Linked DNA regions of Homo sapiens: all the other regions are linked to region 1. The links are chromatin loops, found by intact Hi-C in ENCODE. Cell type or tissue: gastrocnemius medialis. All regions are shown on one strand. Region 1 has its middle 15 kb from the start of LINC00548. Region 2 has its middle 120 kb from the start of LINC00548. Region 3 overlaps LOC124903162. Region 4 overlaps LINC00598 (long intergenic non-protein coding RNA 598). Region 5 overlaps LINC00598 (long intergenic non-protein coding RNA 598). Region 6 overlaps FOXO1 (forkhead box O1).

Region 1 (4,000 bases):
AATAGGGTGGCAGAACTAGAATTCTGATCAATCCATCAAGTAATTCTTTCAACAAGCAAGCCCTGGGAGTCTGGTTCCAGCAGCCTCACCTCAACCATTTGTGAAATGGTTTCCCTGGCTGCACATCTACAAAATTACTGTTCTGCTTACCTGGAGTGAAAAAACTTGGCCCAGCAATTGGGATATCTAGGCTCCAGTCCTAGCTCTGCCCCTAGTGATCAGTGTGACCTTAAGTAAAGTACTTGAATTCTTTGGGACAAAATTTTCTCATCTAGGAAAACAGAGAATTGGATGAGAGAGTGCTTTCTCAATCCCTGATATCCATTAGAATCAATGGAGGGGACTTTCACAAATACTTATGCTTCCTCTTCAGAAGTTCCATTCGCATAGTTTGGTGGACGGCCGAGGCATTCGAGCTGTGAAATAGTTTCCAAGGGATTCCAGTGGACAGCCAAGGATGAGGCCCCAGAAGATTGATCACTCTTTAAGGAAGGTCCACACCTTCCACTGTCTTCCTAAGACTTCATCATACAAATCTCTGCATGATGTGCATGTCTGACTCTTGTGACCACCAGAACAAATTTCATGATTTCATGAAGGCTTTTATTCTGGTCACAAAGCTGAGTGGCTCTGTGGTCTGCAGCATTGGGCATTAGGGAGTTCTGATCTGGTAAGAAAAATTTCAGATTTTACATTTGAAAATTATGAATATGGGAAAGAGGATTCATTTTTTTTTTCTGGGTAAAAGAAGCTCCGTCTTGGGTTGATAGGTGCAGCAAACCACCATGGCACACGTATACCTATATAACAAACCTGCACGTTCGGCACATGTATCCCAGAACTTAAAGTAAAATAAAACAAAAAAGAAACTCCATCTCGAGAATGGCTCCTCTGAGGAGACTGAAGCAGCCCTGGTACTTTGTGTGCTGAGAAATAACCTGGAGTTGAGAAATGTACCAGACTCCAGAAGCACCCGCCTCAATTTGGCCAGGAAAGTGCAGTCACTGGATGTCTGAGATATTACGCAGTGACATGAATGTGAGGCACGAGTGCTACATGGAAATTATTTCTTCCTTAGGGTTGGATGTTGAATATTCTCCTGGGCCTCTGGGAACTTGTGCTCCTATGGGGTGCATGTGGCAGCACGTGGAGCCCCACAAAACCCCACTGGATGGAGGTAGCATCACGACCAGTAATCCTTGCCCGAGGGCATTTCAGCAGCATGATTCCTCCTCACAAACTGCTTCAATACATTTTATTTTAAGATGATTTAGTTGTTAAGAATTGAGTGCATGTCTCTCTACGTTGTCCCGATGGAGTTAAGCCTGGGTGGATGCCCTTTGGATCCCCAACTTTTCTCACTTCTGGTTCTGAACTGCTGAACCCAGAGATGTTTGCCTTTCCGTGGCAGGATGACATCAGCGAGGAGGCAGTTCCTCGGCCGAGGGAGCCAAGTCCTCAGACACCATCTCGGAAGCAGGACAAGTACATTTTGTTTCTGCGATTCAACCCAGAGAACTGCTTGGTCCCTGAAGCCTGTGCCAAATGTGTTTGCGCAACCTCAGCGGCGGCTTCCAAAACGTAGTTCAAGAATTTGCCAAGGGTGTCATTTCTTTTGGGAGTGAGGATACATGGATGGCATGACTCGTGCTGGCCAGACATGAGTGAATTGGAGGCTCAAACCTCAGAAAGGGTTAGGGTCCAAAGTGACAATCTTCCTGGCTAGACTAGACATGAGACATTGCTCCAATACTCACCCCAGTGGGGACACACAGCTGTGGAGAACATTGAGATCAAGTTGGCCGGGGCATGGTGCCATCTTGTTTTGGCTAGGGGCATGCTAATGCAGTGGAAAGGAGCAAGAAAAGCTACCAATTTGGCTGCGACTCCTGGACATTTGCTCTGCATTCTTGAATCCTCCTGGTCAAAGAGAATTTCCTTGCAAGTCCTTACACTCCAGGCAATGGTATAAGAACACACACACACACACACACACACACACACACACACACACACCAGAGTTTAAACCTTTTAGGAGATAAAACTCATCTATTGCATGTGTGTCCACATACATGTGCTACCACTAGGAGAAATACAGGACTACAAAAAGTGTGCACATATAAATGACCAACATTTTAAAGGCTAAAATGGTATCTTTCAAAGGCCAATTTTATAATAAACTCTTAAACTTTGTAGTATTTTACAGTTTATAGAACAACTTCACATCTCATCTGATCAGCCTTACAACTTTGTGTATGTATTAGTTTTTTCTCTATTTTAACATCTGAGGAAATTAAAGATCAGAGAGGTTAAGTGACTTGCTCAAGATTGCACAGCAATTAAGTTCCAAAATCAGGGTGAAAAACATGGCTCCTCCCCATCTAACCTCTCTGCCACATTGGCTCTCTAGTCTTGATGTTAGAAAGACTGAAGGCCAATAGGCATGTGACTCATCTATTTATAGGACTAGATGCCAGGACCTGATACCTCGAAGTGTGGTCTGAGGGCCGGCAGCAACATCCGCTTCACCTGGAAGTCATTTAGAAATGCAGAATCTCAGGCCCACCCCAGACCTTCTGATTTTTAATCCGCATGTTTACAGAATCGCCTCTGGTGATTCATGGGTTTAGTCAAGTTTGGGTCACCCTGGAGGAGGGAGCTAGGGTTTCAGTCTCATTTCTGCCACACTCGAGAGCCCCTAAGGGCCAGAACTGCATAATCTGGGGAACTAAGAAAATGATTATGCCAGGATCCCATGCCTGCAGTTCTACCTCTGGAATGGGAGTTGGATTAACTTGCTTAGAAAACTCTCCTGGTGGTTCTCATATGCAGCCAGACTTGAGAACCATGTGAATGGATCATCTCTGAGGTTTCTTCCCATCTTTTCTGAGTCTGTGAGCCTGGTCTTTAGGGAATGGGCCTATATATGCCTCACCCCCATCTAGTGCTTTATTGACATTTCAGCATTGGTAGAGCATTTTGTACTGAACCCAGCCTTTTTCCTTCTGCCCAGAGACTTGACTTTAAAAAGCATCCCTGAGGCCGGGCGCGGTGGCTCACACCTGTAATCCCAGCACTCTGGGAGGTTGAGGTGGGCGGATCACAAGGTCAGGAGATCCAGACTATCCTGGCTAACATGGTGAAACTCCATCTCTACTAAAAATACAAAAAAATTAGCCGGGTATGGTGGTGGGTTCCTGTAGTCCCAGCTACTTGGGAGGCTGAGGCAGGAGAATGGCGTGAACCCGGGAGGTGGAGCTTGCAGTGAGCCACCGCACTCCAGCCTGGGTGACAGAGGGAGACTCTGTCTCAAAAAAAAAAAAAAAAAAAATCCCTGAGTAGGTCAACCTCATGTGGTAACTATACAGATTAGATGGGGTATTTGATTCCCTTCCTCTCCCAGGGCAACAAAGTTAAAATGTCAAGCAGGTCCCAGGCTCCCTGCTTCTATCTGAGGACCTGTGAGAGGCGTAAAGTTTCATGCAGAAGCCCCTGGGATCAGGAGGAAGGACCCGCACAGTCCACTCTTTAGGTGAAGCTCTCAAATGTCTCAGGATTGGTGGAACAGTCAGTATATTGCCAGTGCCACTAAGAACACCATGAGAGCCAGATCCCAGGGAAAGCCTGGCTGGTTTTGGTTAGGCATTGAAAGCCTCAAAGACATTATTGTGTTCATTGCACCTCTTAAGGAAAAAAGCAAAAACCAAAACACAACCTACATTTTCCCATGTGTACAGAGTCATGCTGTAAGATTTGGGAATGCGTTCACTCTCCTGTGGAGCCATCTGCTTGAATATCAAGAAAGAAAATTCATTAGGGAGAGATTAAGCCCGGGTCAGGAGAGGACAGCTGTACAGCCGAGGCCACCGAGCCAGCCCATGTGTGAAGGAGCTCGTAATTCTAGATGTCCCATATTTCACTGCTTTTTTAGATATGCAGGGATGACGCCAGGCAGTGGGACCCAGACTGATTTACTGGGTTTGGCAAAACAGTCTAGAAA
Region 2 (4,000 bases), 110 kb before region 1:
AGGCACATTGTAAAGCCCATGGAATTGTATTAAGGAGTTTGGACTCTATCCTCTTGCTCAGTGACTTTCAAATCTTGACAGTACATAAGAATCACCTGGGAGTTTGTTAAAACACAGATTTCTTAGTCTTTCCCTGGTATTTTTTGTTTCAGCTGGCCTGGGGTAGGGCTAAGGAATCTGTTTTTAGTGGTTCTGATGTAAGTGGTGCAGATCACACCTTAGACTAGATCATTGGGAGGGTATAAGTCTTCTTGTAATATCTGTGCAAAATAAATCAAGAGTTTACAGAGGCAGAGAGAGGTCTGAGGCTTTTTGACAGTCGGGCTGCAAATCGCTCCGTGGAGCTAGAGCCAAAACCCCAGGCAGGCTTCCTGGTTTCAAGCCTGTGCTCTTTCTCCTTTGTTCAAACACCATCCACACAGTGCCAAAGGAAGCCAAACCCAAGGCCCAGCCGCCGGGGTTAAAGGTCTGAACAGCTCGTGTGCCCTGACCAGTTCAGATCTCTTCCGGCCACTGCTTTCCTTCTTCCCAAACCCCTCCCCCAACTACTTTATGGATTAAGCATAAAAATGCCTATGGGCATCCACGTCCTGAATCTGACTCCTTGTAGTGCTGAGCACAGATTTTTAGGAAGAGAGACCAGGCACCCCTTATAGAAAGAGCTTTTTGATCAAGAGCCATCAGGCAGCGCGTGGAGGGCCTCACCTAGTTCTTCCTCCTGGGCTTGGGCATGCTCTCCTCCCTGCTTGCCTCTGCTGAGGACTGTATTTCCTTGAATTCTGCCTACCTACTCCCAGCGGGGCTACAGGCGATTGTCTGCACCAGTCCTCACAGGAGGGTGCTCCCTGCCTTTTGGCAGTCAGTGCTATTTCTCTGAGCTAGGTAGCCTGCTCTAAATCTTACTAGGTTTACAAAGAGAATCCTCCATCCCACCTCTTTCTAGAAGAGGACTCTGAGACATTAATTGCGGTGAAGGCATGGGCCCTTGTTCACAAAGGGTGCCAGTAAGTCCTGGAGGAGTCCCTGCCCTGGTTTCTGGTTTATTCTTAAATCTTCGAAATCATCCAGTCCCTTCTCACTTTAAATTCAAAAGCACAGAGTGCTAAGCACTCAGGACCTCTCTTTTTGACTTGTTGGCTTTTCCTGGCAGAGATATTTAAGAGCAATTTCACACAATTGGCTGAATGTTTCCTCTCCATTCTCCCCACAAGTGTCTTTCAAGGAGAAGTGAAAACCCTGTGTTAAATGGCATCCTGGAGCTGGGAGAGCATCAGCTGCCTTGGCCCCAGGTCATGGACAGAGCTTATAAACTAACAAGCGCTGAAAGCAACTGTGAAGGCCATGGCCTCAAAGAGCCACTGATGCTGAGCCTGGGACTGACACGGGCCCATGCTGGGGCCAGTTACCATGGCCAGCCTTAAGTTTTCTGGATACTGGAGGCTTTGCAGAAATGATGCATTGAACTCAAACTTCCCGGTGCCAACTGGGACAACACAAACATAGGCCAGCTATTTATGTAGTTTTCCAGAGGCATCTGGGAGAGCAGTAGTCTGGAGGGCTCTGGAATTGTCTCCTCTCTGTTAACTGTGACGATGACTGGGCTGTCCTAGATGTAACATGCCCCCCACTGCACTCCCTGTGGCCGTCGCTCTTCTGCTCTCATGCTGTTGTAAATAAAAGCAACCGTTTAGGGAGCATTGGCTCTGTGCTAGGTACTTCATATGCATTATCTCAAGTCATAACAGCTGGAGAGCTATTCCTCTCACCCCTATTTTGCATAGAGAGGCCAAATGGTTGACCCAGTACAACCGCACAGAGTTCATACCCAGGTTGGCAAGAGTCCCACCTGATGGTGTTCCTGCACCCAGGATCCCACGTTGTGTTGTCTTTCCTGGAAGTCAGAGTCAGGTCATTATCCTGAGTGACAAGGAGGTTGCTTAGTAACCTAAACCAATCGAAAAGCATGAACTATGGCTTGACAGATGACTCGGTAAATTGTTTCCAGTCCTGGGCATGTGCAGTTCTGGACATTCCCAGAACTCATGGAACTACTTGGAAAGAAGGTGGTGAGAGGGAATGAGAGCCAAAAGAGAGATAAAGTGCTGGGACTATATGTAGACAAGAGTTGTCTACATAAATATGAAGGCTTTAAATTACACTTGCCTCGTGATTTCCCCTTCTATTGCTGCCTCTGTCTGAGGTTTCAGCCACAGCAGCAGAGCTTCACCAGCTGCTTATGCGTCAGAAAGGGCAGTGCTTGGGGCTTCTCCCCACTGACCAGGCACCCAGACCAGAACAAATGGTCCAGCCAGTGGGATTTATATTCAACATCATTATTATAGGTTACTATTTTTGACATGTATTTTGATTGGTGGCTTTACTTGTGATTTCAGGAGAACTGGTTATCAGTAGTGCCATCCTGCTCAAATATCTTCAAATACACACCACCATCCATGTGTGGGTTGATTAAGGAGCTGACGTTCATTAGATCTGCAGTCTCCTGACCTGATGTGCATCAGAATCACTGGGAGAACAAACAAACAAAAATGAATCCAAAACAAGCAACGAACAGACAGATTCTCAAGTCTTGCCAAGTCCAAAGATTGATTTGGTGGAGAAATTGTACTTTGAAAGCTGCCCAGGTAATAATTCTGGCATATAGCCAGGTTTGTAAAATCTTGAATGAACTGTCTTGGGCAAACAAAGGAATTCTAGTTTTTTATCTGCCAGCTTTTAAAAATTTCCCATCTTTGAAAGGAAAGTGTTACATTAATCACAAACTCCCATGGTCAAGGTGATAGCAAAACAACACTGTATTCTGGTTGGAACCTTGGAACATTCAGACCTTGGAGAGAACAAGCAAAACATTTTCATAATTATGATGTCATGTGGGTTGAAAGCAGAGTCTTGATTTGGGTTCCGCTGCTGCCCATAAACAGCTGGGTGGGAATTTGGGTCAATCCCTTCACTTCTCTATAGCTCCCTTTCCTCATCCCCAAAATGAGATGCTTGTTTGATTTCAGAGTTTCCTGCTAGGTCTACAATTCTGTGATTAGCATCTCTGCTCTCTGGAATATTCTTTTATGTCCGGTGACTTAAATCAGATTATCAAATATTTATTGAACACCTGCTATGTGTCCAGAAACTGAAATTATTTGAAAAATTGGATCTGTGGGGGAAAGAAGGGGCTGAGAAGGGACAAATACTAGTAAAGAGAAATGGATGGAGCTCAACAACTAAGAATTTTTGAACTCTAATAAATGTTTCTACTTTCTCGCTTAGAGCCATTATGTGTGAGTAAAGTGCAGGTTACAGTGAGACAACTGGCTGAAAGCAGCAAACAAATATAACCTGATAGATGGTAACTGAGGTACTCAGCCCTTTGGATGACAAATATTGCTAGGTGATAAAAAGCACTAATGCATCAGGTGTGAATCTGCTGCTTCAGGAAAAATGTATGACCAGAAGGGAAATACTGGTGATTTGACTGACAGGAACAGCTGGAGGCTCCTATAATTGTCCAGATAGAAAGCAGGAAAAAATAAAAAAGAAGTTGTGTGCTATATGGAAGGACCTGGTGTGAGCTTGTGAGCTGTGTCTCTCGAATGTTCTTGTTTCTGAAGATTTCTGCAGGTGGTTGATTCTATGATCTCTCGGTTTTTCCCAGAGCTCAGACTCGAGGTGTTCCTGAACAGTGGAAACCTCAGCCTCCCAAAAAGCCCTCAGTGCAGTTCTCCTTTCTGTGGAGGAGCCAGTGGTCCGGAGTGGGGGTTTTCAAATGGCTTTTTGAGTTGCACAGGAGTGCTGACGGTGGAGCGGGTGAGGGGGAGAGGGCAGCACAGCAGCACCAGCCGAATCTCCCTAAATTAGACCAGTCTCCTCTGACCTGATGGACATATTGGGGGCTTTCCATGAAGCACTGGGATGAGTTTCCCAGTTGGCAGAACTCGTGAGCTACTTTGCTGGCCTTAGTCACCCATTTGGCAAAATGAAGTTAGGC
Region 3 (4,000 bases), 130 kb after region 1:
TGAACTACAGTGCACCTTTCTCCCTTATTGTCTACCTTCTTACTTGGCATTTAACAGATGCCAAGGCATTGTTATAAATCTTTTTACGCACAGGCTACCTCCCCAGTTACACTACTAAACAATCCTTTGGAGGGTAGTCATTATACCTTATGTGTCTTTGTAGTTTGATTGAGCATAACCTCTGACCCATAATGGGTACTCCTTAGACCTAAGGTATGGATGAGAAGGTGAACATTGTATGTATTCTATATTTACCAAATATTCTTCATTGTCCATTCTGTTATGCAGATTCTGAATTCCAGTTATGTCTACAATATCTACAATTTCAATGATGAGTGTTTTCAGGTTGATAACCCCAAGCTATTGCCTAGGAGTAATGTCCACTTAAAACCAAGAGTTTCAAACTCATGCCTTCATGGGGCAGGCAAGCAATCAAGTTGGACTATGTCCGTCTAGCTCCATATTTTTCCCACAAGGGAACACCAGGAAGATCAAACCAAGAAGCCTGTCTGTGTGATGGCCCCTTCTGGCTGGTGGGCTGCCAGGTTGCAGTCTTGGCTTAGAGCCAACTGGGCTGAGCAGGTTCATGCCTCTGTAGTGTAAATTACTAGGCCTCTAGCTCCATCAACTCTCCATGGTCTTTTAACCTGTTGCTATGGCAGTTTGTTCTCTGGTTAAGGCCCTTTTGCCACCCTGATCCAAATGCAATGCTTGGCTGAAACCAAGTACAGAGATCTGTCTCTGGGTCTACCCTAACTAATTTAGGTCTATCTACATAGATCCTTATTCTCAAAGATCAATACAAGCTCACCAGGCAAAGCTTTTTGTTGCCTTCCCTCTGAATTTGACAGCCAAGGGTGCTCCAGCTAGTTCCAACTCTCCACTGCCCTTAACAGGTCCTTGACCTCATTGCCTTCACCATTTAGTCAGGTTGACTCTCTGAGTTCCAAAAAAAGAGATAAAGAAGATCTTGTGCTCTGAGATTGATCATGTATTTTGTGTCAAGTGCTTTTGTGTGTTTGGCCATTAATTTTTGTTCTGATTGCGTATGGGGAGGTGATTTTTTCTTAACTTACTTTCAATTGTAGGCACATTCTGGTCTTTCTTCTTTATGTATCCACCATCTTTCTTTTCTTCAACTTAAAACAACAATGCTATAAAGTAGAAGAAGTTGGCTATTTTGGTAAAGACAGAATGGCTTAACCAAAAACACATGAAATTTGGGGTGAGGTAGATCTAGGTTTTAATCCAGCCTCTACTAATCATTGCCTCCATGAACTTAGGCAATATTATTGTGGTTTTTCCTCTACAAAAAAGGGCATTATGTAATTACGTGCAAGCAAAACTGACTCATAGATGGTGCTCAATCCTGTTTTTTTTCCCTTCCTTATGAAGTATTTTCACTTTGAGTAAAGTAGCCACGGTATCTGCTTTCTTGCTATAGAAATTAGCACTCACTATATGGGAGACATTTGTAACCTACTCCCCTCTCCCTTCTCCTTCTTCGTCAGTCTGTGGTCTCTTAGATTCAGGAAAGAGAATATACATTGGGCAGATGTTTAGTCAGCAACTGAGCAATTACTTTCTCCCATCCCTGACTAAAGGGATCTCACTTGGCCTGCAAGCTCGGGTAGCATTCTTAGACTGTGAGCCACAATGCTTATGCAATGTTAGCTATATGAAAACTAGGCAGCCTGCTGTATCCTGTTAAATGACACTGAGTCTGAGATGGCTCCTTGGAAGACTTACTTCTACTTCCTAAATATAATAGGTAATATGATTCTACTAGCTCCATCATAGTACAGGGCAGGACCTGATTCAAGTTATGGTTTGTTGTCAGGCATTTTACCAATTATATTATGTAATCATCAGGAGAACCCTGTATGTTAGGCTATCCTTCCCATTTAACAGATGAGGCAGCTAAGGCTCAGAGAGGTTGAAGTACTTGCTTAGGGTCATTGAGTTAGTAAAGGTCAAAGATAGGATTTGAGCCAAGTTCTGACTGGACACTAGTTTGTGCTTGTATGGATTGTGTTCCATTGCCTCTAAAAAGCAAGGGATTCTGAGAGTCAGCCAGTGGGGAGGGCAGCCTGCAGGGATATAGATCTTCATTCGGCTCCACATGGAGCCACAGGTATTTGGCATCTCTCATTGCCCTATGGGGGCTTGTAAAGAGTAAATCGAAGGCTAGTTTTAACTGTGACTCCATAAAATAATAATGTCAGATCATAGCCTTTTGTCTGTTGCTGTTCCAGTGTTGACTGATAGGTTACATTTTTAAAGATTGCATCGGCAATTCATGCTTTATTACTCCTGAATTAGCGTAATGCTTCAAATCATCTTGTTGTAATTCAGAATAATTATCTATAATTAAAAATAAATTCTTGTAGGGTGAGAATATCAATTTCTATTCAAATCCCTTTATTTTGATTGTGCCTATCAGCCATTACCCAGCTCCTACCCAATAACTCTGAGCACTTGTTGTGGAGCTAACTTTGCTCTATCCAATGCTTTTGTATTTTTGGCACCATTGTGTATTCTCTTTTGAGATCAGCATTCCTCTAGGTATTTTGCCTTAGTTGATGCTCTTAAAGGTACTGGCTTTTGTTTGGTTGGTTTGAGATTCTGATGAAAGCTATGAAACACACGTTAGAACAAAAATCACACAGGCACATACAGACAGATCAAGCATGGAATTTCAGAAGAATCAAGCATCCCCTAGGACTCACGTTCTCTAAGTATGTCCCTGACCAGCAGCATTAGCAGTACTGGGAACTTGTTAGAAAAGTAAATCCTTTGGCCCAACTGAATCAGAAACTTTGGGGGTGAGGACCAGTAATCTGGGTTTTAACAAGGTCTTCAGGAGATTCTGATGCCTGGAAGTTTGAGAACCACTACACTAGGAAGAGTTAAGAACTCTGGTCTGGCAGGATGTCGCTGAACATGCTGGAATAAATATTAGCACTTCTGAGAGCAGAAAGGGTAACGGATCCATGCAAGCTCTGAACTTATTACCTTCACCAGGTGTTAACACCTGCTTCATGTTTCAGACTAAGGATCCATTTGCTCCCATGGGAGCCAAGCCCGTGGCACTATCATCTTCCATATGGAGGGGTGAAGAACCAGCTGGGGACACCCCTGGGGAAATGCTCCCAGGCTGGAAATATTAAAGAAGATAGAGGAGGTGATAGAAATAGGTGGGTTCTCTCACTGGGTACATACCCATACTTAGATGGCCCACCTGGCCTGGCCTAGGAGTCACCCTTCCCTGAGGCAGGCAAGTACTGGAGACTCTCATGCTGTATAGCAGAGTCTGAGTATGATTAGAGAAAACACAATTTGATGCTTAGAGTTTCAAGACGTCAGAGACTAGTCCCAGCTACTCGGGAGGCTGAGGCAGGAGAATCGCTGGAACTCAGGAGGTGGAGGTTGCAGTGAGATTGTGCCATTGCACTCTGGCCTGGGCGACAAGAGCAAAACTCCATCTCAAAAAAAAAAAAAAAAAAAAGAAGTCAGAGACTGACTTTTAGAGTCAGAGTCAGTCTCTAACTTTTTCCATATAAGAGGTTGTATGTCTCAGCAGATAACTGTCATTAGATTTAATCTTTTAACTATGCTTCCATGCCTAGGTTTTACAATGTGAGTAAAATCTAAGTAAAGTTACGTAGATTCCTAAAGAAGTTCTCATTTAAGACCTGAATCTCTCTTGAGTAAACATTTTCATACACACAGTTTATTGCCCTAGATACCATAATCATTTGCCCTCCATGAGGACAGAGACCTGGTCTCCTTGCTTATGGTGAGCGCTCAAAAAATTTTTGTCTAAATAAGTACATTTATTATCTCATTGAATTTTCAAAACAATGCCCAGAAATCTGACCTGAGAATTATTAGGAGGCACAATTCTTCCCCTCTCCGTATTTCTATCTTAACCATAAAGTGAAAAGATCTGACCTTTTATTTCACCCTTCACAAAAGCGGGGAATACCTGAATTTCTCT
Region 4 (4,000 bases), 170 kb before region 1:
GGAGTTCAAAGGTCTTAGAAGCAGTGGGTGCTGTGGATTGCTTGCTCAAGCTCCATTTTGCTTTCCTTCTAGTTGGAGGCACTGGAAATTTAAAATTGACATATGCCAGATTCCCTGGCAGCTAGGATTCTGAATAGAATTAGGTTCTGATAATTGTGTACTCCTAGGCTTCAGATCTGGAAGGCAGAAGTGAAGTGGAAGCCATCTTTCTTTCTTTTTTCTTTTTCAATGAGATTGTCCTGCAGCAGCATTGCAGTATGCCTTCTTCAGCTTCCTGGGCATTGAGACACAGTTGCAGAGAGAGAAGCAGCTGTGGTGGCTTCCTGATTGTGGCCTCTTGATCTCTGGATCACAGCTATGGGAGAGGGTCTTGAATCCATAGCTTCAGTAGAAGCCTCAGAGTAACAGCTAACCCATTGAGACAATCTGTGTTGTTCTGGGAGTCATTGCTGTAAGGGTCATCCACAACTTGTCTTTCAGCCCTTCCAAAGACTTTGTAAGCACCCAATTCCCTGTATTAAATATCTTTCTGCTTAATATACCTGAAATAATTTTGCTTTCTGTTTAAATTTTTTCAGGCCTTCACAAATGAGAGGCTTGCTGAAATTCACATTTCTTTCCCCACACACAATCACCAATGCCACTCACATCTTCCCTGTGATCTCCGTGTCCTGTTCTTTCAATTCACATACCCTTTCTTGCCAGTGGTCCCCATATTACCAGGTATCAGCAGTCAGGAAGGGACTTAGACTTGAGAGTGGCCAGCTGGAGAGGAGATGCTAGGTTGCCCCACACTTGATTGCCTCTAGGTTCAGATACAGATGCAACTATCTTGGAACTATGCCAAATTCTCCCTCCCCACAACATCTGTTATCACAAGAATCCTAAAATGTAGAACTTTTATCCCTATTCAAGACAGGGCACCCAAAGTTCAGAGACTTTAAATACCTTGTCCAATGTCACATGGTGCCTAAGTGGCAGATTCAAGTTTGGACCCCAGTGTTATCTGATTATTGAGTGAGCTTTCGAAAATGCACAAATGGGCTGAGCGCGGTGGCTCATGCCTGTAATCCCAGTGCTTCGGGAGGCTGAGGTGGGTGGATCACCTGAAGTCAGGAATTTGAGACCAGCCTGACTAGCATAGTGAAACCCCGTCTCTACTAAAAATACAAAAATTAGCTGGGGATCGTGGCGTGTGGCTGTAGTCCCAGATACTCAGGAGCTGAGACAGGAGAATTGCTTGAACTTGGGAGACAGAGGCTGCAGTGAGCCAAGATTGCGCCACTGCACTCTAGCCTGGGAGACAAAGCGAGATTCTGTCTAAAAAAAAAAAAGAAATGCACAAATGTAGTTATTCAGTAAACATCCTCGTTTAGGTCTATAATCCTGCCAAGGACTGAGTGGGAGTTGAACAAGAAACAGAATGATTTCTTTTTTCCTGTGCTGGTGATAACAACCTCCCTGGTTTTGTGTTGGTTAGTGGGAGACAGTCGAGGAAGAGGGGATGGGAAAGACCAAAAAAGCCAGTGAACAAAAGAGATAAAGGAGAGTGGGAATGAGTTGGTGCTAGGGGTGGCAGAGCTGAGTGGCACTGGCATTTTCACGGTGCTGGCAGTGGCAGTGATGGTAGCAGTCCTGGTGCTGTTAGTGGTGGCCGTTTGTCTGCTGCTAGCACTTAAAGGTAGGTGAGCAGATATGAAGTTGCTCAAAGTGTAACATTGCTTCTCCCTAGTTGGTCATTCCTGCTCACCTCTTTTAATCTATGATGAACTTCATTCTGTAGTGAAGGTGAATGCTTCTTTCTGCCCCAGCAAACCCCAGACAGCTCAGCCAGGCTGCAAGTCTTGGCGGGGACACAGACACCTGTCTTTTCCCTGTGAGTTAAGTCACACTCTGGCTACAGACTCATATCTCCTGAGTTTTGTTCTGGGACTGTGCCGATGAGTACTGGCCCACCTCAGCTTGACAATAAGTCTGGGATCTAGAAGACCTGGTTTGAGATTCTAGTTCCACAGCTTTCTTCTGTCTGGGTGATTCTGGCCAAGTTCCTTAACCTTGATATGCCTCATCTCTTTTAGAGATGTTTCTTCATCTCTAAAACAAGGGGAAATAATGCTACCTCACATGGGAGGAATGTGGATAATTGAGCTAACTATCTAAAACATGGCAGGTGCTTAAAATATGGTATCTATGCTATTAGCTATAAACACTCAACATGGAGTCAATGCATCCTCCTACTTGGGGAAGCTGATGAGAAAACAGGTGAGAATCAAAGTGTATTTTTTAATTGATCAGAACAGATTTTCCACAAAGAAACTCCGTTTTAAACTCGTGTAAATAGTCCTGTTTCTTATAAATGAAGTGTTGATTTTTGAGACGGCAAGGGCAAGATGTGCTCTCAACCACTTACCATCTGGTGTAAAACAAAACAAACTACAACCAAACAATTGGTGTTGGCCTGGGTGACTCTGATCTGAGGTGTCTGCCCACAGCCTGATCAAGGCCTGGATGAACACTTCAAAAATCCATAGATTCAACGTGACTTCCTCTTAAGAGGAGCCCGTCAACCTAATGAGTCATGTTAAAATAATTCCCGATTGTAAAAATGCTCATAAACGTTATTCTAAATAGCTCATGTGCCATTAGATTTAGTGGTGTCACTGAAATTTTATTCTGTTCTTCCTTTTATCATAAATATTTGTGTTTATTTTAACATAATTTATACAGAATCAAGGCTTAAATTATGTTTTTAAAGGAGATGGGGGAACAATTGATCAATCTGTGGATCGCCCCATTTCTATTTACAGACCGTCTCACAAAGTTTCTAGATCTAGAACTCCATGAGAACAAAAATATGAAAATATCTACATGATTAGAAGTAAAAAACAACATATTTAAGTGAGACATTTTATTATAAAATGCTCGACACCAGTAAATATTCAAAAGGAGCTAATCAGTAAATATTAGCTCCTTTTGAATATTTACTGGTGTCTTGTCTTTCTCTTTTTCTTTTTTTTGAGACAGGGTCTCACTCTGTCCTCTAGGCTGGAGCGCAGTGGCGCAGTCACGGCTCACTGCATCCTCTGCCTCCTGGGCTCAAGTGGTCCTCCCTGTTCAGCCTCCCAAGTAGCTGGGACCACAAGCATGTGCCAACACACCCAGCTAATTTTTGCATTTTTTTTTTCCAGGGAGACGGGGTTTTACCATGTTGCTCAGCCTAGTATTGAAATCCTGGACTCAAGCAATCTGACCACCTACGCCTCCCAAACTGCTGGGATTACAGGTGTGAGCCACCATGCCCAGCTAATTACTGGTGTCTTAATTTGATGATTCTAACTCATACTATGTTCAGAAAGTGTGTTTTCTTCACTTTCCAAAGGATCCTTAATATTTCCTTTCTTTCCATCCGTTGGCTATTGAGACCATACTAGCTGTGGATAACCCAAATATGATATACCCTCATGGGGTAGCAGTTGTGTGAAGTTGGGAAGACTGGAGTAAAATGGAATGTTCTAGTACTCTAAGGAAAGGAGATATTACCTTTTACCAGTGTACGAGTCATGTTTTAAATGTTTGCGTTGAGGTTAGAAGTCAGGTCATCTCTTTGTGTACTCTTTACTCTTCACTAGTAATTTGTTAATTCAGTCATCAAGCTTCTAGGTAGTAGCCAGACAACCTTAGCTGTCTCCTGTCCCCATCTATAAAATGGTTATCATGCCCACCCTACTGTCAAAGTATAAATATTTACTGGAAGCTCATTTTAGAAATAAATACAAAAAAAAAAAAAAAAGACATGGGCCCTACCTTCATAGAATTGATTGTCTTGCCTTAGAGATGAAAGTGAGAAATAAATAATATTGTGAAAAAAGTTTTTGTTCCCTGAGAATTAGATACAGATCCAGGGGCAATGTAGCTGCTACTTTTGTCACTGCATTGCTTGCTAATCATGTTCCCTGGATAGACTTGTCCTTTCCCTTCCATGGCCCAGATCTCCTGCAGC
Region 5 (4,000 bases), 110 kb before region 1:
TAACTCTTTTGTAAGACTGGCCTTTCCAGCCTGTTTCAGCACACTAGGGCCGTGTGACAGAGAGTTCTTGGCACAATTCACAGAGGTCTCCGTACTTAACAGCCTCTCATTTTCCTACTAGTCCGAGAGAGTTTGTACTGTGAGTTTTTCAATCAGAAACAAGCAGCCCTGAGATCTGTGGCTGGCCACCAGTCCTTGGGGAAGAAGCTAGCTGCAGCCCAGCACCCTGTGCCCGCGGCAGGCAGGCTGGGGAGGATGCACATTTGTCCAGGAACAGCAGGTTTGAGGCCCTTTGGCCATCCCATTGGCCATCTCCAGTCTCAGCTGAGTAAACTCCCTTCGCCCCCATCCCAAAGTTTGAACTCAGTAACTGTTTTAATGTGAATCAACATAGGAGGAAAATAAAAAACAGCTTGCAAGTTTACACAAACAAAACTTCAGCTCACAGAAATCCAGACTAGCAGGTGCTTGGGTGGTGTACTGCAGGACACCCCAAATCACTCGCTCCTGGGTCCCTGACTGAGCATGCTTCTAGAGTCAGTGTTAGTGATGGAAGAAAGCAATAAGGGAGGGGAGAAGGTGTCTGGAATGTGAGACAGCACAGTGGAGGGTTGCTGAGGTGGAAGGAGAGAAGCAGGATGTGGGCCCCAATGGAGTAGGAAGGAGGCAGGGTCCTTGACCCCAGCAAGTGTAGGGATTGCTGATGACAAAAGAGGCCTGTGTCCTTCAGCCAGGCAGGCAGGGGAATGAGGCCTGGAGGTAGGGTAGAGGTGGCCAGGGGTTAGGACACGGAGGAGCCGTTTGGAAGTAGATTATTAACGGGATCCCAGAGCATCTGCAGGGGGAGATGGGGGGCAAGCCCAGGAAATAGAGGGCTCTAGAGTTGCCTGTACATTTAGAGGACTGATGAAATCTTGTTCGAATAAAACCACTGGGCCCCAATCTGAAGTTTCTTGCAGGATGATTAGAAAATATGGCTTAAGGGGACTTTGCCTTGAGAGGGTCCTTGATAGTTACTCTATTTTTTTTTTTTTTTTAATTCTCATTTTCTCAGGTGAGAAACTGCCTGCCAGCCAATCTGATATTGGCTGGTTCCTCCAGGTCCATATAGCATTCCCTTTTTGTATATTGAGAGCCATCTCATAAATACATTCCATGACTAGGATTATGCGTGTCCTGCTGTTTCTTTGCTTCTTGACATTCTCAGCAACTGCTCCTCTCTCTGCATTGGGCATTGTCTCCCCAAGCCCTTTAGCAGCAGCGAGACTGCAGGCCACCTTTTATGCTTATTAATTTTAGGCAAAGTTTTCAGGTTGGCCATCCTGGTGCACTGGGAGAGAAGTGAAGGATGGGAGATTTGTTAGACTCATCTGGCAAATTCCTTTTACGTTTTACATTCTCCGCAACTACGAGTTTGTTCAGAGCAAGTATTGAGCGTCAATTCCACGCAAGGTATTATTTTGGACTCTTGGGGTTATCCAGGTGAGTGCATCCCCGGAAGCCTCATTCCTCCTTCTCTGTGCAACTGGGTTTCCAGGAAGCATTCAGGGAGCTTAACATTCAGTCATGAACAATAAGGCATTTTTCTGAATAACCATGCTATAGAGCAGAATGCGATGAGTCCTCTAAGAGGTGTCTAGATTGAAATGCTTTGGGAGTTCAAAGGAGGAGAGATTTACCGTGCACGTCAGAATTGTATGGAAGCACAAGTTGTACTGAGAGAGGATAAATAACCTATTCACTTCATCGTAATACCATACATAAAATATTATTGACATGGCTGGCAACACTGTTAACACTGTTTGGGCATTGCGAAAAAGTCTGATATATAAATAACCATGGGTTCCTAGAATCACGGCATCTAGAATGTGAGCACGGCAAGCAAATTTGGAAGACATCCAGTTCAACCTCCTCATTTTGCAAATGTATAAACAGATGTCCAGATAGGTTAAGCCAATTGCTCAAGATCATAGAGCTAGTTTTGTGGCCAAGGCAGGGGCAGAAGCCAGCTCTTCTTACCCACTGTCCCCAAAGCTCATCTCACACTGGAGTTGTGACATCAGCACTATTCTGCCTCTGCTATACAACAGGCCCTGGAACATACTCGAACCATGTAGGTGATTTGTGTCCCTGTCTCATCTTTCTTACCAGAATACCATCGGAGCTCCTCTGGAACATGTCCTTGTCTTCTCAGAGTGTGAAGTGTGTGTGTGACAGTGCTTTTCTGAGGACTCAGGTGACCTGGAGGCTGGAGAACAGCATGGAGCAAGGAAAACAAAGACGATGTGCTGGAGTGTATGTTGCTTTCATAATTATGTGAAAGAAAATGTAGAGAAATTTGAAAGGTAAGATCTGACCGCTTTGACCCCTCTCCTCACACCAGCCTATGCCCCACTTTCTTGAAGACCCACTCCCCAGCTTAGCAGCCAGGTACCCATCACAGCCTGGCTTCAAGAAGGGAGCCCAGTCCGCCAGGTTTGTTCTCTCTCCTTCGGTCTGTCTCTGTTGGCCAGTCTGTCCAGGAGTCACTCTGTCCATGGGTCAGTCTCTCCTTCTTTCTGACTGTCTTCCTATCATTCTTTCTCAGTTGTTCCCTCTCACCTTAAGGGCTGCCTAATTTCTCTCTCATCATGTCTTTACTTCTCTCCTAGCCTCATTTCCAGCTTTGGCTTCCTCATAACTAAAGTGTGCTGTGGCCCCAACATGGCATCCTGACTTCTTTTCAGAGTCTGCCTCCAAGCTTCTGGCTGGTCTTGCCACATACTCCAATTCATATCCCTTCACATTACATCAAGCTGGCTCAGTCTGTCTCTTCTCCTCTGGCCAGACAATGGCAGATCACCTTGGTCAAGCATGTCCTCTGGACCAATTGCCCCAGACCAGGATTATTTAAATACAACTCGTCCATCTGCAGTTGTCCTTAAAATCTGATTTATAGAAGGTCTGTGTGGGCTTGGCATTTCTGGTGTCCACTCATTCTGTCTAGTGAATTGTCCTTCTTCCATGACGCCAGTGGTGATAGATCTCACCCTCCTCTGATCCCTGGGCCTGTTGGTTGTGGAGTTTATGGGCCACTTCTGCAACTTGATGGCCTTGGGCCATGGAAAGGCCTGTCACCCCTTTTCTGGCACTAGAATGGAAGCTTCAGTAGGGCAGGAACCCTATTTAGGCATTTCAGTTAGGCTTGGCACACTGTCTTGCATGGAGAAAGCTCAGAATAAGACAGAGATCCTAAAGTATCTTCAACAGAACTAATCTGACAAATTTCCAAGGCTCCTTTGGGAGATAAAATCTACTTGGGGGAATGGGAAAAGGATGTCTACATAGATTTAGAATAACGACCACCACCACCATCATCATCCTTGACAGAACCTTTATGCCAGGTGCTGTTCTAAAGCACTTTACATACTTTATCTCATTTAATCCTAACAACAGCCCTGTAAGATAACTGTTACTATGCCCTTTTTACCTTTAATGAAGAAACAGCCTCAGGGAGATTAAGAAATTCACCCAAGGTCACAGAGCTAGAAGGTGAAAGAGCTGGATTTCCAACCCAAGTGTGCCTGATGTCAACTCTGATCTAAGATGTGGACGCACATGGGCAGAATGATGACGTGCTCTTCCCAACCTCTCATTTAGCCAGCATGTGAGAGGGCAAGGTGTCTTCAGCAACCATTTCATTTGTAAACATACGTGTTTTTATCCTTGGTCTACGCAATAGTATTACCACACAGGTAATACCAGTGGGTGCTGGGTGTTTTTTTTTTTTTCCTCTTCTACATATTCCCTCCAAAATAAATTATTAATTGCCCCTCTTCTAAATCTTATGTCACAGTCTTTAATGCCTGCATCTGAATTGCTGTTAAAACATCTCTTGGAGTCGTTCCCTGTGATATTACAGTCCGGGTTCCTGCGGCGTAATCCCACTTGCTGGTTTTTCCCTTTGCATTGCATTTGGGTGATGAATGGCCCTTTGATGTTCCTGGCATCTGCCTTCCTG
Region 6 (4,000 bases), 360 kb before region 1:
TAAGGAAGACTTTCTTAATTGAGCTGTGAAAATGAAATAATAAACCATTTTGCGAGATGGCAAACTTCAGTGTATATATTAATCACCTGGGGATCTTGTCAGTTCTGATTTAGTAGGTCTGGGCTGAAGCCCAAGGTCCTGCATTTGTAACCAGCTCCTAGTGATGCCAGTGCTGCTGGCCTCAGAACCACACTGGGAGTAGAGCAGAGCTGGGGGTGTATTCAGGTTCAGAGATGGGACATTAGGAAGGGCAAAACAAGAACTTAGCTCATAAAAACCACCCCACAAATTTGGGTGGGTAGTGACCTTGTGAACCACATATATGTAAATATTCCTGAAAGAATCTATTCAAGAAAGTATCAACTTGTGTTTTAAAGTTTTGATGTTGTGTGATTTTTTTTTTGTGCTAGTGGAAAAGACTGGTTGATTTCATTAGTTTGTTTTTGTTCATTCGTTTGTTTTTGTTCCCTCTTGCAAATAATATATCAGAAATGGTCATGAATTCAATCAGAATTTTAGGGAAAGAAATTTATTTGTGTGAATGCCCCTTCTTTAAAGAAACAGTAACAACATCAACAGAAAAGCCCCAAAAACTGAACTAAAAACTACCATCCTGCCCATTTGTTACTGTATTTAATGCATCATACTTGACAAAGTTGCTACCCTGTGCCATATTCCACCTGAAGAGCCAGTTTCGCCGGTGTTCTGTCTGCTCACTTAACCATGAGTAGATTTCCATTTCCCTCCTCTGAACTGGGGCCTCTTTCATTCGCTTGTTCCGTTTTGCCTATCACAGTCTTGACTTGGTAGAGGATTTTATTCCCTGTCAGTCTTCAACCTCTGTTAGCCTATGATTTGAAACTGAGAAAAGTCCAAGTTGGAAATTGAAAACGAGAGCCCGATTCTCTGAGGCTGGGAAAGCCTCTGAGGACTTGGCCCGAGCACCGCCCGCCACCATAACAGGTTAACAGGAAGAATGTGGCTCTGCCTGCCGGCTCCTGGGCACATTCCTTTCTGTTTGGGGACTGAAGTACTGGACACACACATTATTAAATTACTTAATGAAGATTTTGAAGCACACCTCTAATCCCTTTGAAAAGGCCCTTTGAGCTGGAGAAGGGTGTGTGGGCAGTGAGAGAGAGGCGCCTTCACCCTGGTGAACAGGGCCCCTTAGAAGCTCCCAGGGTGCGAGTCAGCAGCGTTCCAAGGCTGACCATTACTTTCTGCCCTGAATTGGCAGAAGAGACTTAGGGGAAAGTTCTTTCTAGGGCAGGACCCTTCACCGGGGGAAGATGTAGGGTTTAGGCTCCAACCTTGACTCAGCATTGCCATTTACCATTTTGGCACAGGACCTTGTTGAAGCCATGACTAAGGGCCTCCAGGTGGTGGGCTGTCCTTTACAGGTCCTGATCACAGTTAGGGATGCAGCTCGGACTGATAAAAAAGGGCCTTGGGCTCTGTCAGAAATGTGTGTAGTTGAATTACATAGGTGATTCTGATAATAAAGATGTTTTTGTGTTCCCACTACCCTCTTATTGGGAAGATGTCTGCCTTAGAAAATAAGAGAACAGGCTCCAAGGCTGGGTGACCAGGAACTCATCTCTGGCAACAAACTCCAATAGCCTTTGTCTTTATCTGTGGTAATAATAATTATAATAGTCCTAATACATTCTGGGGTTATGGTGGTGATTGATTGAGAATGTATAAGGAAAGACTAGATATTAAAGCATTAATCACGTGTAACTGTCTGTAAACAGCGGTTTTGTAGTTTTTTGCTTTTAGTAAATAGGCTCCCCCGTGTGATCAATACTAAACTGACAGCAAAAGAGCAGTCCATTCTTATTAGACCATGCTTGGGGAGATAAGTTGCTGCTGGCTCATGAAGGACACATTCTTCTTGATGTAGGGAGGTGGAATGAGGATTTAGGCGCTGTCTTCCTCCCCTTTGGGGTAGGGTACCTTGCTGTCTTTTGACAGAATGAGGATGAGAGGAGGTGGTAGGAAGGCGGGGGAGGATCAGTGATGAGATGGCACTGGGGACAGTGGAGAGAATGGTTGTGCATATGATTTACGGTCTTTCTTTTCAGTATACTACAGTGCTTAGATGTGTATGCAGAAATCAAGAGTTATCAGTGATGTTTGAAAATTAGATGTTGCTGGCATGGAACTTCCGTTTTCATTGAGAACAGAGCGTGCTTAGTGACGTGTATATTTAGTACAGTAAGACAGTTGCAGAAGGATGGCCCTGATGGTGACAGTGATAATCCTAACCCTAGATGCTCACTGGCTGGGCACAAGTACAGGATCTCACTGGAACCTCACTAGGTATCTGTTGTCCTCCTTTTATAGTTGAGAAAGAGAAAGCTTAAGTAATTTGCCCAAGATCATGTAACTAATAACTGGCAGGGATTTGAGTCAGGATCTCCAAAGCTACATCTCTTCCTAAAGCTAGTTTTAAAATTTCATTTCTCATATATGGAGTAGCCCACAAAGGCTGTATGCAAGGTAGTCTTCAGAAAGCTTACATCTTCACCAAGGCACATGAAACTGCAGAAAGAAGCAATGTTAGGCGTTCCTGATAATAATTATCTGCCTGGATGACAGCAGTCCTGCTTTATGGTCACAGACCCCAGCTTTCTGCCAGAACATGGCTCAGGACTCCTGAAAATCATCCCATTCGGGAGCAAGTGGGTTTAATTTCCTTTTCATGAAAGGAAAGATTAGCTTTCATGCAAACACTTGGTCCATTTGGCCATTTAATAAGAAGACTGAAGTCTCATGTTCCATAACTTTATCAGCCTAAAAGTCCCTTTGTTGTATCATAAACACATAGGCTGAAACCCCTGTCCTTCCAACTCAGAGCAAATTCTGTTGTATTAAATAACCATGCCATGTACTGAATGTTTTTACACTTATTTATTGGACTTGACTCCTACCTCCTTCCCGCAAAAAAAAAAAAAAAAAAAATTAGCTGACATTTCTACAGGGCCTACGACTAACCAGAGGGAAAGAGACTCACATGTCACTGTTTGTAGCCAGCAGTCCAAATTGTGAAATAAACATACTTTGAAATGTGGTCATAAAATACCTCCTGTATTTTATGGCCCACAGAGAAATGACAAATGTTTGAGGTGATATGCTCAGAAGAGCATAGAAGTGATCAGGGTGGGTCATTTTGTTAACCGTTCAAGGATGGAGATTCTGTGTTCAAGGAATCAGAGGAAATTGTGAATTTATTTGAATTTCTGTTACTGTTCACTTGATAATTTTATAGTTGTCTTAGTGGCCCTTCTAACAGAATATGCCCCTTTATGAAATATTACCACCCCTGCCCCGTTTTACCCTGATTTGATCATTATACACTGTATACATGTATCATAGTGTTACTCAGTACTCCATAATTATGTTTAATTATCATGTGTCAGTTTAGATAAAATTGTAGCATGGACCATTGACATCAGTATCACCAGGAAATCTCAGGCCCACCCCCAGACAATACTGAACGAGGATCTGCGTTTTGACAGGATAGATAGATCCCTGATGATCCCTTGTATGTTCAAGTATGAGAAGCACTGATTTTTATGGTACTCAGTCCCCCTCCAACTTACTGGTTAGGCTTATAGAATGGAGGCTTTATTCTTTACAAAGTGTGTCAAGCTCTTTTAAAGCTAGGCTTTAGAGAACAAAAGTCCAAGTGTACCTGTTTAGCATCAGGGCTGTTTTGCATTTCTAGCAAAGTCTGACTTATTAAACCTCCTAATCGCTCCATCTCAGTTTTTTCTGTTTACGTTGTATTTCATTTGCAATGTGAAGCTATTAGGATGTTCCTTTTGTGAGGGAAAAGGAGGGATAGATTCCATCTTAGTTCTCATAAAAGTATAAAAATCAAAACCAAATAAGCATATATAAAGTCTACTGTATGCTGGTGCGGTGGCTCATACCTATAATCTCAGCACTTTGGGAGGTCAAAGTAGGAGGGTCGCTTGAGCCCAGAAGTTTG

The links. Hi-C counts contacts between places; a loop is a spot of excess contacts. Peaks named below come from ENCODE experiments on the same cell type or tissue, not always from the same donor. Only the 100,000 strongest peaks of a DNase experiment are listed, where the experiment ranks them.
Region 2: it touches region 1 in a loop (7-fold over the local background); 4 of 110 quality-filtered maps call a loop at or near these places.
Region 3: it touches region 1 in a loop (2.2-fold over the local background); 4 of 110 quality-filtered maps call a loop at or near these places.
Region 4: a loop joins it to region 1, with 2.0 times the contacts of the local background. A loop is called at or near these places in 5 of 110 quality-filtered maps.
Region 5: a loop joins it to region 1, with 10 times the contacts of the local background. A loop is called at or near these places in 3 of 110 quality-filtered maps.
Region 6: a loop joins it to region 1, with 3 times the contacts of the local background. A loop is called at or near these places in 2 of 110 quality-filtered maps.

What each region holds. Positions count from the first base shown.
Region 1 is chr13:40,233,924-40,237,923 of GRCh38, reverse strand. No RefSeq gene overlaps it. Among named protein-coding and RNA genes, the nearest start is that of LINC00548, 15 kb to the right of the region's middle. In gastrocnemius medialis, a CTCF peak has its summit at 2,073; DNase peaks (open chromatin) are centred at 993, 1,563, 1,803 and 2,503; H3K4me3 peaks cover 558 bases; H3K27ac peaks cover 4,000 bases.
Region 2 is chr13:40,342,599-40,346,598 of GRCh38, reverse strand. No RefSeq gene overlaps it. Among named protein-coding and RNA genes, the nearest start is that of LINC00548, 120 kb to the right of the region's middle. In gastrocnemius medialis, no CTCF peak of the experiment used is centred here; DNase peaks (open chromatin) are centred at 1,998, 2,248 and 3,958; H3K27ac peaks cover 4,000 bases.
Region 3 is chr13:40,107,084-40,111,083 of GRCh38, reverse strand. All of the region lies in intron 3 of LOC124903162, which reads left to right. Among named protein-coding and RNA genes, the nearest start is that of LINC00332, 73 kb to the left of the region's middle. In gastrocnemius medialis, no CTCF peak of the experiment used is centred here; a DNase peak (open chromatin) is centred at 1,633.
Region 4 is chr13:40,407,335-40,411,334 of GRCh38, reverse strand. All of the region lies in intron 6 of LINC00598 (long intergenic non-protein coding RNA 598), which reads left to right. It also overlaps the pseudogene RN7SKP2. Among named protein-coding and RNA genes, the nearest start is that of LINC00598, 72 kb to the left of the region's middle. In gastrocnemius medialis, no CTCF peak of the experiment used is centred here; DNase peaks (open chromatin) are centred at 1,254 and 1,864; H3K27ac peaks cover 1,557 bases.
Region 5 is chr13:40,348,454-40,352,453 of GRCh38, reverse strand. It overlaps LINC00598 (long intergenic non-protein coding RNA 598), which reads left to right. Exons shown (of 7, transcript NR_024507.3): 7 at 2,152-4,000. Among named protein-coding and RNA genes, the nearest start is that of LINC00548, 130 kb to the right of the region's middle. RefSeq lists an enhancer at 1-76. In gastrocnemius medialis, no CTCF peak of the experiment used is centred here; DNase peaks (open chromatin) are centred at 264 and 2,053; H3K27ac peaks cover 3,602 bases.
Region 6 is chr13:40,594,906-40,598,905 of GRCh38, reverse strand. All of the region lies in intron 1 of FOXO1 (forkhead box O1), which reads left to right. Among named protein-coding and RNA genes, the nearest start is that of FOXO1, 70 kb to the left of the region's middle. In gastrocnemius medialis, no CTCF peak of the experiment used is centred here; DNase peaks (open chromatin) are centred at 165, 1,030 and 2,265; H3K4me3 peaks cover 2,621 bases; H3K27ac peaks cover 4,000 bases.